Regions from separate parts of the Mus musculus genome. Here regions 1, 2 and 4 are each linked to region 3. A link is a contact called in ENCODE POLR2A ChIA-PET data. All regions are on one chromosome and are shown on one strand. Each heading gives the region's core, a stretch centred on a gene start or an enhancer-like site at or near the end of the contact. The rest is flanking DNA. Distances are from core to core; before and after follow the strand shown. Region 1 overlaps Macrod1 (mono-ADP ribosylhydrolase 1). Region 2 holds the start of Dnajc4 (DnaJ heat shock protein family (Hsp40) member C4). Region 3 holds the start of Macrod1 (mono-ADP ribosylhydrolase 1). Region 4 holds the start of Bad (BCL2-associated agonist of cell death).

Region 1 (2,700 bases), core at 123-2,622, 79 kb after region 3:
AATTCTGAGAGTATTCCTAGCTAATCTTTGCAGATCTAGGCTGAGGCTGACAGAGAATCCAGGGCACCAGGTGCAGGGTGCCTCATTATCTCTGCCCCAGAGCACTGGAGACCAATGACCTACACTGGGCTTCATTTGCATACAGGGGTCATAGGCATTTGGTTCATTATTATGCTTCATAACCGAGAGACAGCATATGTATTCTTTGCTATTTAGCAAATGTTATGTAATTATTAAAAAAAAAAAAAAAAAAAAACAGATCAGCTGGACCTAATTTTAGCTGCTGGGATTCCTGCCTTCGGGCATCCATGGCCTCTCCTGGCCCCGCTCAGGGCCGCCTGACTCCAAGCCTGTGCACTGAGACTGGAACAGAGTTGGTCCCAGCCCCGCTTTCGGCCCAGCTGCAGCTCGCCTCGCCCCTCCCCTGGAGCTGGGGGTGGGGCAGGGAGGGGCGACTTGAGTTCTGAGTCCATTCTATTTGGGCTCACATCAGCTTGTCTGCCGGGAGGATTTAGTGAGCGGCTGCGGTCAATAGTGCGTTTGTTTTGCTATCGACCTGCCCAGCAGCTCCCAGGCTGCCTGTCCCCCCTGCACAGCTGAGGCCTCTCCAGGCTGTGGGAGCCAGACCTGGAATCACCATAAGACCAACCTAGAGAGGCTTCCAACCTCTTGGCACGGCCAGTCCCTGCCCACAGCCTGGCCCGGGTGACTCAGTTCACAGCCCCTTCCTTCGTGGTCCGATTCTTGTGTTCCGTAGTCCAAGAGAGGATGAGGCATTGCAATCGCTGGCTTCACCAGACTCTGGGACCTCCTGCTTGACAGAGAACCCCCATAACTACCAGGCTCGGTGACTCTGGGACCTGCTTTGTGGAAAGCATAGCCTGAAGAGATGAAACACCTCATAGAAAGCAGTGGGTTTCTGGGGTGGAGCACTGAGGCCCCCTACCCTTCCTCCAGCAGTCCTCCAGGTCTGGTACCGGCTCAGTTAAGAGCAGTGGCCATGTAGGGAGCTTGGCTTCTTGGCTTCTGCTCAGACAGCCCCTGGGTTAGAGGATAATTGACAGACACCAAGTCTCTGACTTACACTTATTCATTCAACAAACATTACTGCTCTGGGCCAGGGCCCAGAGGTGAGGGCCACAGGCTGAAATCTGGGAGCCAAGCACCACACACAATTTTGCAGAGGGTAGAAAGGGATGTGGGTTCTCAGAGAGGTCTAGGGGCATGCTGTAGCTGGGAGGGGCTGCTGCCAGGGACTGGGAGTGGGTTGGGGAGGGGCATGGGAGCTTTGGTGGAGGCCTTTCTACAAACAGTTCTGAGGGATGAGTGGAATTTTGACAGGGGAGGAAGGCACAGCAGGAGGAGGGCCCAGCGGGGGCAGAGGCCTGGCGCACAGCCGGGTGCACAGGGAAACAAGAGAAGCACGCGGCCCCTCCGTGAACCTGAACCGTGGAAGTCTCTGGAGCGTGGAGCAGAGCCAGCCCCTCCTTGTCTACTTAGCCAATCTCTAGAGGGCTCAGTCCCACACACCCCCTTCCCCCAACTATCTCAACGGGGGTCCTCATCCCCTCTTCTTCCTCCCTTCTCCCTCCAAAATGAGAAAGAGGGGAAAAAAACTGTTATTGTTCACGCCTCATCTCCCCCCAAAGTTATTAAATTTCATTCCACGAACAAATAAATCCATTTTTATTGCAGCAGGAGGAGCGGGCAGTGGTTTGACTGTTTTACCTTTTTTATTTTTCAAAGTCCTGTTAAATCTGCTGGGATCAGCTGGGATGCCTCCTGTGCCCAGCACACTCCTCCCTCCGGCTTCTCCTCCTCCTCTTGGCCCAGCAGGCAAGGCGGGGCCCCACCTGACCTGCTCTGGGGTTCTCACAGGGCCTCCCAGTCCCCAGCCTGCCTGCCAGGCGGGAGGAAGCGCTCTGCCAGCCTCCTGTTTGTTTGGCATTTTATAGTTTTCCTAACACTTCCCGCGCACGCCTCCCGTAGAGCCCCTGATGGGGAGGCACTGCCTGCTCCATTTTATAAAGAGAGAAAATAAGCCAGAAAGCCAGTGGCTCTGAACCCTCCTGGTAGTTTTGAGAGCCCCAGGTACACCCCCGACCCAGGCTCTGACCTTCTCCCCAAGCCTGGCCTGCTTGCCTTATTTGGATCTGAAGACAGCATGGCTTTGTTTGGCATCTCAGACACACGACTCAGTTCAACAGGGTGTCACACTGGGACAGGAATGGGAATTCCTGCCACCTAAAAGCTATGTGAGTCCCAGACCCAATCTCTGCATCCGTGGCAGAGGCACAATAACAGCACCCCCATCAAGTCACCACGGGGAAGAGAGGATGTAGGGACACAGCCCTGTGTTACCTTCCCCTCTCACCATGCCACTCCTGCCCAGGGCTCACCTGCCCGCTGCTCTGCAAGCCTGTAGATTGTCGAGGATGGGCTGGGCCATGGGGTGTGGGGAGCCTTCGAAACTGGATCTGCACTGGACTCCCAAGCTAAATTCCCGTCAAGGTTATTTCCTTGTCAATCATTTGCTAAAGACTTAATGACTGTCAATAGATGCCTGTTGCATCAGCCGAGCCAGCAGCTAGAGGTTCCCCGTGACACATTAGAGACTCTACTGCCTAAGCCAGACCCAGGTGTCACCATGCACTGCTGAGTGTGTACCTGTCCTCCCTGTGTCTGATGTCAGGCCACTGC
Region 2 (2,700 bases), core at 75-2,574, 64 kb before region 3:
TATGTATGTCCACCACATGCCTGTCTGGTGTCTCCAACGGGTCAGAAGAGGGTCTCCATAATTTACCATGTGAATGCTGGGAATCAAAACTGGATCCTAGCCGGGCGTGGTGACACATGCCTTTAATCCCAGCACTTGAGAGGCAGAGGCAGGCTAATTTCTGAGTTCAAGGCCAGCCTGGTCTACAGAGTGAGTTCCAGGACAGCCAGGACTACATAGAGAAACCCTGTCTCGAAAAACCAAGAAAAACCAATAAATAAATAAATAAATAAAAGCCAGGCATGGTGGCGCACGCCTTTAGTCCCAGCACTCAGGAGGCAGAGGCAGGTGGATTTCTGAGTTCGAGGAGGCCAGCCTGGTCTACAGAGTGAGTTTCAGGACAGCCTGGGCTATACAGAGAAACCCTGTCTCAGAAGAAAAAAAAAAAAAAACTGGATCCTCTGTGAGAGTGGCAAGTACATGGAGGCTGTGCCTGAACTCTATAGACATGCCGGAGATTGACTATGGAGGCTTACCTGGGTCACATAGGAAAACTCCATCTCAAAGGAAAAGGCAGATTCCCATGTCCCCACTTCATTGAATGCTGGAGGACCAGCATCCAGATTCAAGCCCAGAAATCTACATCTTTGTACTCAACCTCCTCTTTCCCAGCGTATGCACAGCGAAGCCTGACAACACGCCAGAGCTATGGAAAGAGCAGACCAGAGCTCAGATTCCCGAACTGTCGTTTAACTTAATCTCGGAGCTCAGTTCTTAGCTATTGGTATACTAAGTGCCTAGCATTGAAGGAGAATGTTGTCTGGGACTTGACACATAATGCAGAGACAACTATCTCAAGACGCAAGGTGGGCTCTCAGGAGAAAAACCACTGAACATGGACAAATTCTGGGGCTCAACTCACCGCTGCCCTGTGGCGGCTGTGAGAAGTCGGATGGAAAGGCTATGCGGCCACAGCCGGCATAGGCGCAGGGGCAGCTGGAGCAACAGGGACGGCATGACGACGACGGGCAGGCAGCTAGGAAAGGGAGGCCCCCAAAAGTCCATTGGGTCTCAATCGGGCCGGACTTCGGGGATCGTGGCAGAAAGAAGGAACCTGCCTCAGTTTCCCACAAAGGCAAATTCGAGGAAGGCCTCTTTACTAAGAACCAGACAAGGGGTGCTCTAGGCCTTCCAGCATCACCCTCCAAGTCTGGACCACCCGCTAGGCACTTGGGACACCCCTTCTCACCCAAAGCATTAGGGGGCGTGCGAAGGAGGAGACACAGCCAAGCCCCGCCCCTGCCCCACTCACAGGCTCCTTGGTCGCCGCCATTTCCTGCGCCTATGAAGGCCCCGCCCCTGATCCCTCATTGGGGGTAGACGCTCAGGCCACGCTTATTGGGCGAGATGAGGATAATGTGCATCAAAGGACCCGCCCCCACATGCTCATTGGCCTAGGACGCCGGGGCCCGCGAAGCGGAAGCATTGGGACAGCTGAAAAAGGTACCAGTGTCAAACCGAAGAGGCGGGGGTAGGGGCAGAGCTTGACCTCCAGGAAGGTCTTGTGCTCCACCCTCTCTTTTAGCTGCGAGGTACGGGTTCTGCAGAGATGTCTTCACCCCGTCGTGACCCGCATTCCGCAGCCAAGAGGAACACAGAGGTCGCACCTTGGGGCTTTTTTGTTTTGTTCCCTTTATGCCACAGTGCTCAGCCCCTCTCATCCATCCCGGGTTCTCTCAGAGGACCCCGGACTCCTAGGAAAGCAGCAGAAGCTAACGGAATACAAGAATAAAGTCCTTTATTGTCTTCAGAGCTGCAGTGATAGGGCTGGGGCGCTAGGGTGACTCAGGTGGGACTTCCCAACACCTGACTGTAGAGGTGGATGGCGATTGTAGAGGAGGATGGCGCCTTTGGCCGAGGGGCAGAGTTGTGCCCACATCTCCGTCTCCTGCAGTCTCTGTACCCTCTGTGGGAAATCAATGAGACCCAGACATCAGGCCTCCCTTCGTCCAGGGACACCCTGTGCCTGGAGTTGCCATACTTTAGAACTCCTAGACTGTCCCTGTCCCTGGGCTTTTCCTTTAGGAAGGAGCCAAGCTCTGTGCCTCAGGAAACTCTGGGAGACCCAGAGGCCTCTACCTCACCTAGATATCCCTAACCCCATAACCAGACACCTAGAAGGTCTCAACTCCACACCTGTGTCTCCACAAAGATGATTCCTGTAGACTCGTGGGCCTCAGGTCCCCCACTCAGGTAATAACTCCTGACCTCCTCTGAAGTCAAGCTGCACCTAGACAAAAACATGAAGGTGTCTTGGTAGATATCCACACCTTATAGGACGGACCCCTGCAAAACGCCAGTTGCCTTAAACCCACTCCTTCCCTGGCCATCTCACCCAGGATCCTGTGCCCGGGAACCCACTCACTGGACATAGAACTCTGCACTGGCTCTGCCCGCGCTGGTCTCATTGCAAGCGATTCCCAACAACAGTGGCTGGCTCAAGGTGTGCAGTGGCAGGTTCACCTGTGGTGGGGAGTCCTACCTGTCAGGCTGACTTCTCAGTAGCCTGGCTGGTTGGTTGGTTTGGTTTGGTGTTTCTGTTTGTTTTTGTTTCAAGACAGGGCCTTGTGTAGCCTAGGCTATCCTTAAACTTAATATTTAGCAAAGATAACTCTGAATTTCTGATCCTTCTGCCTCTACCTCCTGAGTGCTGGGACTACA
Region 3 (2,773 bases), core at 190-2,689:
GGCCAGAAGAGGGCGTGGCATCCCTTGGAACTGGAGTTACAGAAGATTTTTGAGCCACCATGTGAGGGCTGGAAATAGAATTCTGGTCCTCTGGAACAGCAGTCAGGGATCTTAACTGCTGAGTCATCTCTCCAGCCCCGGGATTTAAATCCCTCCCCCACCCCCGCTTTCTTTTTAAATAAAAATGTAGAGTCTCACTGGGTAGCTCTGACAACCAGCTCTCAGGTAGGCCAGGCTGGTGTGGAACTGAATATGAAGTAGTGGCTAACCGGGAACAGGTTACAGGCATATGTCATTATGGAATATGAGGAAAAAAAAAATTAGCCGGGCAGTGGTGGCGCACGCCTTTAATCCCAGCACTTGGGAGGCAGAGGCAAGCAGATTTCTGAGTTTGAGGCCAGCCTGGTCTGCAGAGTGAGTTCCAGGACAGCCAGGGCTACAAAGAGAAACTCTGTCTCGAGAAGAAAAAAAAAAAACAACAACAACAACAACAACAACAACAAAAGAAAAGGAGAAAAATAAAGAAGAAAAAAATTATCCTTCTTAGGTCACTACTCTAGTGTTTCTATACACCCACATTTATAGATCCATATTCTCTCTCCTTTTCTCCTTTTTTTTTTTGGTTTTTGGTTTTTGAAGACAGGGTTTCTCTGTGTAGCTCTGGCTGTCTGGAACTCTCTGTAGACCAGGCTAGCCTCGAACTCAGAAATCAGCTTGCCTCTGCCTCCCAAGTGCTGGGATTAAAGGCATACGCCACCACTGCCCGGCTCTTTTTTATATTGATTGTTAGACTGACCTATTGACTGAGACAGGGTCTTGCTATGTGGCTGCCTTGTAAGTCAGGCTGATCCTAAACTTTCCTAAGATCCTCCGCCCTCACCCTCTGGAATGCTGGATTGTAAGTATGCCTTACCATGCCTATTTGACACCTAGGTTTCTTCCTGTCAAATCTCACTAATGTCTTGTGAGCTGCTGTGGAATTCAGTCGGCGCTGCTTGGCTCTTGGAGCTTAAGGGAGGTCGAGCTCTTCAGAAAAGTTGCCCCACCCTAACACATAGGTCCGCGGCACCTATCACCCCCGCCCCACCTTGGCAGGCTGGAACGTGCAGCTGCTGTGGATCAGAAGCAGAGCTGGGTGATGCGGAGGCACCAACACAAGTCCAGGTCTCTCTATGCCTACAAAACACGCGATAGGACCGAGTTTACTTATGAGCCACGGCAACTAGGCGGAAAGAACTAGAAGCCGACTTGGCGGGAAAACCCACGCACGGAGTGCCTTGTCGAATCACCGAGCTTCGGAAGGTTGGCTGCAGCCACACTCGGGAGGACACAGACAGGCTGGGTGCGCACGTGTGTGCTACCAGTGCGTGAGCGCAGTGGGCCGGGACGGAACTACAAGTTCCAGGGTGCCCAGCGGCGCGCCGCCCGCGGTCTCTAAGCAGGTCGCCACGGGCTGGCACGCGCCACTCTCGTCCCAGAGTAAATAAGGGACCGAGCGCGACTCTCCGGAGCACCGTAAATAGAGTCCGAGTGGGCGGGGAGCCGCCCGGCACCGCCTGCTCATGTCGCTGCAGAGCCAAGTGTCCGGCCGCCTGGCACAGCTGCGCGCGGCGGGGCAGCTGCTGGTCTCCCTGCGCCCCTGGCCCGGCCGCTCGGCGGGTGGCCCGCGGCCCCGTGGCAGTGCGTGCGGTCCCCTGGTGGCACTGGGCGAGCACGGCTACTGCGCGTGGCTCTCGGCGGGAGTTGGGGCGTGGGGGGCGGCGGGGCGTGGAGCCTGGGTGCGCACCTGGGCCCCCCTGGCCATGGCCGCGAAGGTGGACCTGAGCACCTCCACCGACTGGAAGGAGGCCAAATGTAAGTGTGAGCGCAGGGCGTGGGTCTCCCCGGCCGAAAGGCACTCCACGAGCAACTGAGACACTCGGGAACCCCTTTAGCCCACATCCATACCCAGCTCCTACACCAGGTTACCCCTTGACTAAACGAGTGGGGAAGGCGGCCTTACCTCAGCAATGGTCCCAGGTAGTCCACACCCCCCACACCCCCAGATCCTCTGGGATCTGCCACCTTCCTCCATGCATGCACAGGAGGGAAACTGAGGCTTAGGGCCAGAGTTCACTTCCCCAAGGTCAGGCTGGGAGTGTGCAAAGGCAAAGTGTAGAAGCTTGGCCTATCAGGTAGGGTCAGGTAGCCCCAAGAATGGCAGCTCGGGGGCCTCTCTGGGAGTATGGTAGGTGCCCGTTTTGCCCTCCTGCTGGCTTCTGGCCCCTTGCCAGCACTTTGCTCCTTCTTGAGGGACTGGGATCATAGAACTTGGAGAGCAGGCTGACATCGGGCGTGGGCTTGTGAGAATCACTGACTCCCTCAAGAATGAAAGTATTTCTCCTCCTGGACGGGCATGCCAGGAAGGGGCCACGGGTCCCGGACGACCTAGTCGCTAACTGGAATGCAAAGTGCAGAGCCCCAAATAGCCCTGAGTGGCAGTCCAGCTGCCCCTGCCTTTCAGCGCCAGTGCTTCCCTTATTATTCCGGGCCGATCCTCCTCCCAATGAGCGGCTAAGGCCATTGGCTGGGCTGCTAGTGGGCGTGACCATGGGGGCTGGGTCAAGCGGGGTTGAAGGTAACCTCAGATTGGTTCCTTTTTAGAAAAGAGAGCTCTCCCTTGTTGCAAGTCTGCCCAGGATCCTAAAGCACTTGACAGTCTTCTTTGGGAGCAATCAGAACTTGCCACTCCCTCAACCTTGGCCGGGAGTTGCGGGGCTCGTCCAGAATTCCA
Region 4 (2,700 bases), core at 97-2,596, 110 kb before region 3:
AGAGCCGGCCGATGCCCGTCAGCTTAGGACAGCGGCCGCTGCGGGGGCGCCCAACGCCCCGCTCTCCCCCTCCCCAAGCTTGGTTCCTCTTTCCCCTCCAATAATCCGGATTGGGAGGCTTCTTCCTCTGTCCTCAAGATTCCAGACGTGTTCCCCCACCGCGTCCACCCTCAGCCCCGGTGAATAAGAGGAAGTCGATGTCAGGTCTCAGGCCGCTGCGGGGTAAGCGGGATCCGGTCGCCGGGACACCGGGCTCCAGCTCCCCGGCTCCCTCTGCTCCGCCCCACTCCTGCGCCTGCGCGGACGTCCGTTCGCTACGTAAACTGCGTAGCGACCGGCAGGGACTCCGAAGCCATGCGCCGCGCCCGGCGTGCATCTCTTCGAGAATCGCCGCAAGGTGCGCTGCCGGCGGGTGTCCCGGGTTACGGATGGCGGCGGGCGGCCGAGAGTAGAGCAGGCCGCACGCAGCAAGCACCTGGGCTACCAGTGCCATGGACCGCCAGCTCTTAATGTTTGGGGACTACCATTTCCCACGCTTAGATTCCCAAATCCACATCGCGTTCGGCGTGCCCATATGGGGGGCGGCAACGACTTCCCCGCACAGGGTCACTGAAGGAAACTTCCGCCCACAACCAAGATGGTACCCGGACCCCGCCCCCTAGCTTCTGTCTGCAGGCCCCGCGCTCCGGCCCGGGGCAGCGTACGCACACCTATCCTGGCAGCAGAGGCCCCTGGAGCCCCACGGCTCGCCTTCCTGGGCGCCCCGTCCCTTCTTCCGCACCCGGGCGGCCATCCTGCCGTAAAGGAGCTCCCGAAATGGCGCGGGGGGTTGTCCCCAAGACGGGCAGTGCAAGGCCTCCACGATCGGGAAGAAGGAGCTGGTCTTCCCATCCCGGTCACTCGGTCCAGGGGGAGCAATAACCATCGCAACGACCATTGCATCCGACGGCCGAGCTTCAGTGAACGGCTCTATAAGTAATCACTAAGCTGTTTACAGAGTTTTCACCAGCTCCCCAGGGAGGTGTCATTAACCCCATTTTACAGGAGGGAATTCGGGCCCAGAAGGGCTGGAGGACTTATCAGCCGAAGCAGGCCTCCAGGATCCAAATGGGAACCCCAAAGCAGCCCTCGCTGGCTCCTGCACACGCCCTAGGCTTGAGGAAGTCCGATCCCGGAATCCGGAGCCTGGGGAGCGACGCGGGAGGAAGGCGGTGGAGACCAGCAGGTCGGCGCAGGGGTGGGACCTGGCTTGGGGTGGCCCCGCCTCCAGGCCGACCCGGGATTTACTTCGAAAACTGATTGGGTCAGATCTGTGACAGTTCTCGTCGCCCAGGAAACTAGGGCCGGGCGCCCTTAGAACTGGAGGGAGGAGGCAGGCCCGGGTCAGGGGCCTCGAGATCGGGCTTGGGGTGAGACCTATTCCCGGTCCTAACGGGCAGGGGGAGCGCACTAGTGTCTGGACAGAGCTCTGAAGAGAGATTTAATATTCGGGCGACAGCCAGGCAGACTGAGCAGACAAATGAGGGATTGGGAAGATTTGGGGAGTTGAGCTACCGTGGTGGGAGAGGGAGACAGGAGTACCTCTCCTCTGCTTCTCATAAACACTGTTTGCCTAGCTGTGTAGTGAGTACTTCTTACCTTGTCTCTACAGCCCAGAGTATGTTCCAGATCCCAGAGTTTGAGCCGAGTGAGCAGGAAGACGCTAGTGCTACAGATAGGGGCCTGGGCCCTAGCCTCACTGAGGACCAGCCAGGTCCCTACCTGGCCCCAGGTCTCCTGGGGAGCAACATTCATCAGCAGGGACGGGCAGCCACCAACAGTCATCATGGAGGTAGGTTCCTCACTACCATTATCTGCCTGTCCCATGCCCCCTGACTCTCAGGTGCCCCTTACGTTGCTGTTGCAGCCATACTTCCTAAAGATTCTTGGGAAGCCCCAGATAGCTCCTTTCATCAGATTGCTTCTTCTACAAACCATCACTGGGCTAATTCACAGAGATGTATGGTATGCCCTTAATGATTAAGCTGACTCACTGAATGCTGAAAACAGACCCCCTTATTATGTCCCCAAGATCAGTGGGAGGTAAGCAGAGCCCCAAAGAAGTGACTTTTCTCTTTATTTATTTATTTATTCATTTATTTATTGTATGTGAGTACACTGTAGCTGTCTTCAGAAGAGGGCATCAGATCCCATTACAGATGGTTGTGAGCCACCATGTGGTTGCTGGGAATTGAACTCAGTACCTCTGGAAGAGGAGTCAGTGCTCTTAACCACTGAGCCATCTCTCCAGCCCAAGAAGTGGCCAGTAGGTCCGTTCGTTCGTTCGTTCTTTCTTTCTTTCTTTCTTTCTTTCTTTTTTTAAAATGATTATTTTTTGGTTTTTCAAGACAGGGTTTCTCTGTGTAGCTCTGGCTATCTTGGAACTCACTCCTACAGAAAAACCAATAAATAAATAATAATAATAAAAACTAATAAAAAAGGAAGAAGAAAGCTGAAGGTTAAAAGAAGGGATGGGGGAGGGGACTGGAAAAATGGCTCAGTGGTTCAGAGCATTTACTACCAGGCTGGCCTTGAACTCAGAAATCCTCATGTCTCTGCCTCCCAAGTGCTGGGATCAAAGGCGTGCACCACCGCCGCCCAGCTCAGTAGGTTCTTTCTTACTCTATGGCTCGCCTTCAGCCCGACTATTCTTGCCCAGAT

Evidence for each region. ChIA-PET counts read pairs that join two places held with the same protein, here RNA polymerase II (POLR2A).
Region 1: POLR2A ChIA-PET joins it to region 3 with 27 read pairs in Patski. The contact joins the enhancer-like site here to the promoter of Macrod1 in region 3. POLR2A ChIA-PET finds 5 or more read pairs at or near these places in 3 of 5 experiments (Patski and embryonic stem cell).
Region 2: POLR2A ChIA-PET joins it to region 3 with 26 read pairs in Patski. The contact joins the promoter of Dnajc4 here to the promoter of Macrod1 in region 3. POLR2A ChIA-PET finds 5 or more read pairs at or near these places in 3 of 5 experiments (Patski and embryonic stem cell).
Region 4: POLR2A ChIA-PET joins it to region 3 with 28 read pairs in Patski. The contact joins the promoter of Bad here to the promoter of Macrod1 in region 3. POLR2A ChIA-PET finds 5 or more read pairs at or near these places in 4 of 5 experiments (Patski and embryonic stem cell).

The regions. Positions count from the first base shown.
Region 1 is chr19:7,134,340-7,137,039 of GRCm38, forward strand. All of the region lies in intron 3 of Macrod1 (mono-ADP ribosylhydrolase 1), which reads left to right. It overlaps Gm38621 (a long non-coding RNA gene), which reads left to right. Exons shown (of 2, transcript XR_877703.3): 2 at 1,342-1,700. It also overlaps a transcript of Flrt1 not described here. Among named protein-coding and RNA genes, the nearest start is that of Gm38621, 13 kb to the left of the region's middle. Within about 2 kb of position 1,373, at least 2 of the 3 ENCODE cell types and tissues checked have a DNase peak (open chromatin) inside an H3K27ac peak, as active enhancers do.
Region 2 is chr19:6,991,258-6,993,957 of GRCm38, forward strand. It overlaps Dnajc4 (DnaJ heat shock protein family (Hsp40) member C4), which reads right to left and starts at 1,325. Exons shown (of 7, transcript NM_001357001.1): 1 at 1,292-1,325; 2 at 902-1,015. The coding sequence starts at 996. It overlaps Nudt22 (nudix (nucleoside diphosphate linked moiety X)-type motif 22), which reads right to left. Exons shown (of 6, transcript NM_026675.2): 4 at 2,405-2,502; 5 at 2,176-2,269; 6 at 1,762-1,945. The coding sequence ends at 1,787. It overlaps Gm35838 (a long non-coding RNA gene), which reads left to right and starts at 1,200. Exons shown (of 2, transcript XR_386530.2): 1 at 1,200-1,482; 2 at 1,565-1,789.
Region 3 is chr19:7,055,329-7,058,101 of GRCm38, forward strand. It overlaps Macrod1 (mono-ADP ribosylhydrolase 1), which reads left to right and starts at 1,440. Exons shown (of 11, transcript NM_134147.4): 1 at 1,440-1,854. The coding sequence starts at 1,563.
Region 4 is chr19:6,941,216-6,943,915 of GRCm38, forward strand. Bad (BCL2-associated agonist of cell death) reads left to right here and starts at 1,347. Exons shown (of 4, transcript NM_001285453.1): 1 at 1,347-1,409; 2 at 1,652-1,831. The coding sequence starts at 1,660. It also overlaps a transcript of Gpr137 not described here.